Regions from separate parts of the Homo sapiens genome. Here region 2 is linked to region 1. Evidence: chromatin contacts called from ENCODE Hi-C data. All regions are on one chromosome and are shown on one strand. The core of a region is the stretch at or near the end of the contact, and the rest is flanking DNA. Distances in the headings are between cores, read along the strand shown.

Region 1 (3,724 bases), core at 1,035-3,534:
GCAAATAAACTGTTAATAAAGAGACTTCCAGATGGGCTGGAGCAGGAAAGGGGAAACCCTGAGGCCGTTCAGCAAACAAAACAGAAAAACAAGGTGGGATCCAGAAGACAGGGAGGCTGAACGTTAACCTGGCTGGGGAGACCATGGGCCACAGGAAATTGTCCAGCGCTCACGCTGCAGAGGCTCTGAAGGCAGAGGACCATCAGGCTCTGGCAGCCAGCCAGGGTGATCGAGGTCTATTTGACTGGGCTTCAAATGGCTCCTTGGAGACCTAGTGTTGGACAAGAATTGAGTAGAGCAGCCAGTTGCCTGATGTGAGTCCCCACAGCACAACTTGGATGTGTTTTTCATGTGATTTAAGAGCTCTGGTTGCCTCTCAAAGGGAACAGAGTGCAGCTGGCCCATAAAGCTGTCGTTGTTTGGGGTTTTGGAAAATTCTCTTCTGAGAGGGTCAGAACAACCCTGAGTCGTGACCAGGGCCAGAGCTCAAGCTACTCAGGGAAACCGCGGTCCCAAGGGTGGTGGGGTCAGCCAGCCAAACACCTAATCAGGGCTGCAGCTTTCCACATGGGTGGGAGCCTGTGCATCGGTCTCACAGGGTCTCAATTCCACTTCCTAGGTGGTCTGAGACCTAGCAGTTCTCCAAGAGGAGGCAATTACTGTAAGCGGGGAAGCAAGGAGAAGCGGGGAAGCAATGATTCTACTGATGGTCCACACCAGTCCCACACTTTGTCATGGAAGATTCAGTTCCAACAAACCCCACAGGCAGGAATTCAACTCCCAATGGAGCTAGAAACTTCTACTTCTTTTTTTTTTTTTTTTTGAAACAGAGTTTTGCTCTTGTTGCCCAGGCTGGAGTGCAATGGCGCGATCTCAGCTCACTGCAACCTCTGTCTCCCGGGTTCAAGTGATTCTCCTGCCTCAGCCTCCTGAGTAGCTGGGATTACAGGCATGTGCCACAATGTCCAGCTAATTTTTGAATTTTTAGTAGAGACAGAGTTTTGCCATGTTGGCCAGGCTGATTTCGAACTCCTGACCTCAGGTGATCCACCCACCTCGGCCTCTCAAAGTGCTGCGATTACAGGCATGAGCCACTGCACCCAGCCTTCTACTTCTTAAATAATATTTTCTGAAACCCTGAGATGTTGCAACGTTGTTCTACTCCCACTCCAATTTAGAACATCACTCAGTTATTTATTTCTTTATTCATTTATTTGGCAAATATTTAATACTCGCTGGATGTAAAACAACAGCAACAACAACAATAACATGGCCTGGCACTGTGCTAACCACTACAGTGAAAGAACAGATACAGTTCTCCTCTTTATAGATCACACAGTATCGTGGAGGAAACAGGTATTATTTCTTTTATTTATGTAATACTCGCATAATCTCTGCTATGCACAGAGCACTGCTCTAAGCACTTTACAAATATAAACAGTTAATCCCCTCCACAACCCTATGAAGTAGGTGATATTAATATCTCTATTTTTACAGATGAGGAAACTGAGGCACCAGACATTAAAATAACTTTCCCGGGATCACACAGCTGGGAAGCGCTTAAATCCAGGTAGTCTAGCTCCAGCACTCAGGCCCTCAAATGCTACAGTTAGGCTGCCTTTCAAGCAGATAAATGCTAATCAATAGACTATCCAGAAATGAAGACTGTGCTCGGCACTCTGAAAGAAAGCCAGGAAAGAGCAAGGGGATTTTTCACATTGGTTGAGAGTCAGGGTAGACTTCTCTGCAGAAGGAACAGAAAGGAGGAAGATTGCTCCAAGCAGGGAAAATTGCAAAAGTAAAGGCCCTTGAGTAAACAAATCTTAGTGAATTCAAGGACCTTCGAAAGAGGTTAGAGTCATCAGAGGGCAAAGGGCACATGAAGAGATGAGGTTGCAAGGGAAAAGGGTACGCAGTGTCAGGCCAGACTCAATTTTGTTTGGTGGTTCTCAAAGTAAAGTGGAAAAAAGGGCCGATCTTTAGGAAAACAGCCATAGGAAATAGAATGATCAAGTAGGGGAGCTTCATGTTTTCATTTTGAGAAGGGCCCCTGATATGATGTGGCTCTGCTTCCCCACCGAAATCTCATCTCAAATTGTAATCCCCATATGTTGACGGAGGGACCTGGTGGGAAGTGATTGGATCATGGGGGTGATTTTCCCCATGCTGGTCTCGTGATAGTGAGTGAGTTCTCACCAGAGCTGGTGGTTTTAAAGTGTGGTACTTCCTGTCTCTCCTGCTGCCTTGTGAAGAAAGTACTTGCTTCCCCTTTGCCTTCCACCATGATTGTAAGTTTTCTGAAACCTCCCCAGCCATGCAGAGCTATGAGTCAATTAACCCTCTTTTGTTTATAAATGACTCAGTCTCAGGCAGCTTTTTATAGCAGTGTGAGAATGGACTAATACAACCCCATAGCACATTTCACAAATGTCTAATCCTCACAACCACCCTGGAAGGAAACAGATCAGATAGATTTAACCCCTTTGCGATATCCCACCCACCTTCCTAATGCCTGTCCCCTCTCCTGTGTTTCTGCTGGTATAATCTCAGTTTTGTTCTGGGAAACCTATGTCTAGCCCCACACAAATACCCCTGTCCTAGCCTGCCCTGTAGCCAGGGGTGGCCTTGTACACTGCCTTGGCAGAAGAGACATCAGTGCAAATCTGCTGGGAGTCTGGGGAGCCCTTCGCTTTTCCTAATAGGCATAAACTTGGGTCCATGGGCTCATCACCACCTCCCCTTTCTTCCTATCTGGAGAAGGACAGGATGTCTACAGCTGTAAAAGCCATCATGCAACTGTGGTGGGACAAGTATAGGAGAAAGGCCAAGAGATGCTCTGAGAAGCTGACCCTGAACCAATGCCGGCAGCCACCCACAGCTAGACTTCTTGCTATGACTTCGTTTCAGCATTTTTAAGTTTTAGGGCTTGCATTCTCTACCTAAATGAAGCATCTGTTTTTATTTATTTATTTATTTTTTATTTTTCCAAGACAGAGTTTCACTCTTGTTTCCCAGGCTGGAGTGCAATGGCACGATCTTGGCTCACGGCAACCTCCACCTCCCAGGTTCAGGTGATTCTCCTGCCGCAGCCTCCTGAGTAGCTGAGATTACAGGAGTGCACCACCACGCCCGGCTAATTTTCACATTTTTAGTAGAGACGGGGTTTCACCATGTTGGTCAGGCTGGTCTCGAACTCCTGACTTCAGGTGATCCACCCGCCCCAGCCTCCCAAAGTGCTGGGATTACAGGCATGAGCCACCACGTCCAGCCAAAACACCTATTTCGCTACAAGCAAACTAAGGATGAGGAAATATCAGACTTGCAAAAACATCACAGAGCGGATTTAAGACCAGGTACACCTGACTCCACATCCAGCGCTCTATCTACTATATTACAAATAAATTCTTGTTTGCCTTAGGGATTTCTATGCATGTTCAAACTTTCCGGGCATTACACTCACCAATCCCGGAAACTGTGTTGCACAGAGCCCCTTCTGGACAGGCATGATTTGGGTCAGTGAACCCATCCTCCTCTGGTTACCAGAGCCAATAGGGTCAATGCACCGTCTAGCTGAAAGCCAGTGATATTGTCTGCTCCAAAAGATGTGCTGGCCAAATAAAAGTCTCTCTTGCAGGGATTTGAATTACGTCATTCTGGGAGATTAAGAAAGGAGACAATGGGACCCAAAGTAGGAAGGTAAGGACTGGTGAGAGCAGCTCACAAG
Region 2 (3,527 bases), core at 579-3,078, 710 kb after region 1:
ACAGTTCCTTCTATAACTAATCTCAGTAAATTCATGCAAACTTTTCTCACAGAGTCAGGAGAGAAGAGGAGAGAATTCAGTGCAAGGGTAGATCTTCCCAGATCACAAGTAGAGTCCTGTCTGGGCAGCGAAGCTCAGTCTAGAGTTATTTAGCTCATTATGCTAAATTATATCCAAGATTTTCTCATTCTACAGAAAGAATGTGGTTTGTGTAAACTACTTGCATGGTTAGTATCCATCAGAGACAAACTCTAACCAGAGATCTCTTCCTCTTTTTTTTTGAGACAGGTCTAACTCTGTTATCCAGGCTGGAGTGCAGTGGCGTGATTATGACTCACTGCAGCCTTGACCTTACAGGTTCAAGTGATTCTCTCCCCTCAGTGCCCCCAAGTAGCTAGGACAACAGGTGCGTGACACCATGCTCGTCTAATTTTTTAATTTTTTTGTAGAGACAGCATTTCGCTATGTTGCCCAGGCTGGTCTCAAACTACTTGGGTGCAAGCAATCCACCTGCCTCAGCCTCCCAAAGTGCTGGGACTACAGGCATGAGCCACTGCGCTCATCCTAACTAGAGATATTGGCTCTAAGTTACTGCAGGATAATTTCTATACAAAGAAGGATTTTAGTTTTGTTCTTATTCCAACACACCGGAAAGCTTAACTGCGGTTACAATTAAGGTTTAAAGAATTACGGAATGCATTTGTAGCCAGTTTAGAGCACTTTGCAAAAGTCAATGTTTTCTTTTCCTGTAGTCCATTTTTCTCTCCCCTAAATCCCCTGCACTTTCTCAATTTCTCCCCCACTTTCACACTTCTGACTTTGTTTATTCCTTGCTATAGTCAAAAGGTACAATGGGGCATCATTAGGAAGAGGTGATGTGACCAACCTGGAACACCATGTTCCAGCCTAGTCACTGCACTTCAAGGACTCACAAGACCTGAAGAGACAGTGATGGAGGCATAAAATGTTCAAGAGGATGAGGAAGTGGGGGTTGTTTAAGGACAAATCATGAAGATTTGAACTATTCTGTCTGCAAAGATAAAAGCTATAACAGAATATGGTTAATACGAAGACAGATAGGGACAGGATAAATAGACTTACTTCCCAATACCATAATAATGTAAAATCCCTTGTAACAGAAAGAGTTACAAAAGGGGGAGAGGATCTGCTATATAACCTGATAGTTAACTTAAGATACTTGCTTATTGATGTTATTCACAAGTACGCTAAATAAGGGAAATTTTTTAAGAAATCTGTATATGACTTGATAACAGATTCATGATGTAGTATTAATATTGAGTAAATATTCATGAATTAACCAAATGTTCAGATAAATTCATGTATAATATGATACCAGATTCATAAAATATTAATGTAATATTGACTGACATATTAATAGGTTAAACAGATTTGAGGATAAATTAATTTGTGTTATTCCAGCAAATACTTGGCATTAAGAGAGTCTAGTTTTATTGAAACACAGCCACATTCATTCACCTATGCATTGTCTATGGCTGCTTTTGTGTGACAAGAGCAGAGTTGAGGAATTGTGACAGAGGCTATATGGCCCAAAAAGCCTAGAAATATTTACTATCTGGCTCTTTATGAAAAGTATTGCTGACTCCGGTCTAGAACACATTAGGAACATCCTTAATATTTGAGGTCCACATTAAGTAGATGAATATAAGTTCTTCTACATAATACCTCTTCGTAGGTATACAATTGGCCAGGGCAGCCATTTCTGATAATCATGTAGAGTCTGAAAAAATACCCATTAACCAGTCATCTGATCATCATGTCTTTGGAGATTCAGCAATCAAGTTAAAGATACTTCCTGAATTTTAGAAAGCTGGTGAGTTAGCAGGTTTTTGGTTATATTTAGCTGTTTTTGATGCCTTTCAATTCTGGGTTCCCCACCTACTAAGAAACATGAAATTGTTGGGAAATGAAACTCTGAGTACAAAATGATGTCATCAGATTAGTTGAAATTAAGGTCTGGGGCTTCTGATTTTTAGAACATAATACCATACTTTCCTGTACACCAAAGAGATTAGCAGTGCTTTACTCAGAAAGAAACCAAAATCATAGTTTTCACAAATAGGGACTTCCCTTTTTTCCCCCCAGTGAAGTCCCCTGGTATGAAATTAATTTGTATACATGTACTATAACATGACTTTGGTAATCATGTCAGTTATACTGCCTAAATGAAAATAATAATATAGAAGCCTATTCCATTGTTTGGACACTACTGTTCCCATTTTGCATAACCAAGCATGTAAAACATTGAATCCCCTAGCGAATTTAAAGTTTCTCTCAAAACTGAGGGTGGGAGGAAGTCATAGCAGTTCAGGGTCAAGATCTAAATTTTGAGGCATCATAATTAAGCTCTTCAAGTACAGGGCTCTGGCTCAGCAGCCAAGTCCAAGTATGAGATTCATTAAAGCATTTCATTTTCAACTGTCATTAACAGTGATCAGCGTCATTCCCCTACTCCCAATGAATGCTTGCCATTGGTTGGGCAAATTCACCCACAAAGAGAAAGTCTCAACAGCAGCTGCCTGCTTACACAGAAGAAAGATTCCAGAGTAGCTTAATGCTTTGCCACTGAATAATGCCCTAGCTGCTTGAATAATCAGAGCTACCTATCACATTGTACAATAATCATATCCTATCTAAAATTCATTGCTTCCAAAGGAATATATCAGTGAAAAATGTCCTGATCAACGACCACTTTGTAAAAGGAGATCCCCATGAAATACCATTGTGGGAAGTTTTACATTTGTACATGGATTTGCCAAGTCTTTATATAATCGGTCTTAGTGACAACACAGCGAGAATCCATAAGCATAGCTTATGCTTCAGCTGATGATTTCCCAAAGCCACATGTAATTTCTACTTTAAAAGAAATCCACAACCTTTTAGGTTATCACACTTGGATTATGCCTTTGATTTCAAAGCATTCCCTTTACATTATTCCCTTTACATTATGGATTCTCACCTTAACAATACAACTCAAGATATTTGGAGCTCATGTTACTGCTGTTTCTTTAGCTATCTGAGTTTTTTTTTCTGGGAATTTCATTATTAAATTCTTATTACACACTTTGCTCACAAATGAACGTTTCCTTTCTATACCACTAATCACAATAATATTTGAGGAATTAGAAGTAAATAGACAGAACCAAAACTGAACAATGAACAATAACAAGCATCTAAACCTCACTGTTCCTTTTGGTGCAGCCACCCCAGACAAGTGGCACACAGCTACTCAAGTCTGAGGGCCCCTCCATGTGGCTAGAAGAAGCCAGGCATCTTGCTTTTGTAATTGTTTGGCCTTCCAAGTGGTTTAGTGAGTCACAAAACCCATATCATTTCATCTCTCACAAATGGAAACAGGTATGCTTTGTTGGGCTGGTTTTCAGTCCTCAGTGCCTGGGGCCCAGTTCCTGCAGAGCACAGCTCCCGGTCCTGGAGGCCTTTGTCCAGGCTGAGGTGTGTCTGCAGACTCTCTTCTCCAGCAGGTAGCT

Evidence for each region. Hi-C counts contacts between places; a loop is a spot of excess contacts on that map. Pooled maps may share reads with other maps.
Region 2: a pooled map shows a loop between it and region 1 (4-fold over the local background). The contact joins two enhancer-like sites. A Hi-C loop is called at or near these places in 1 of 168 maps with a recorded cell type or tissue (B cell), 1 of 37 single-sample maps with no recorded cell type and 6 of 50 pooled maps.

The regions. Positions count from the first base shown.
Region 1 is chr5:34,496,952-34,500,675 of GRCh38, forward strand. No RefSeq gene overlaps it. Among named protein-coding and RNA genes, the nearest start is that of RAI14-DT, 160 kb to the right of the region's middle. RefSeq lists enhancers at 2,208-2,357, 2,808-2,877. Within about 2 kb of position 2,285, at least 9 of the 41 ENCODE cell types and tissues checked have a DNase peak (open chromatin) inside an H3K27ac peak, as active enhancers do.
Region 2 is chr5:35,210,448-35,213,974 of GRCh38, forward strand. All of the region lies in intron 1 of PRLR (prolactin receptor), which reads right to left. Among named protein-coding and RNA genes, the nearest start is that of PRLR, 18 kb to the right of the region's middle. Within about 2 kb of position 1,829, at least 5 of the 41 ENCODE cell types and tissues checked have a DNase peak (open chromatin) inside an H3K27ac peak, as active enhancers do.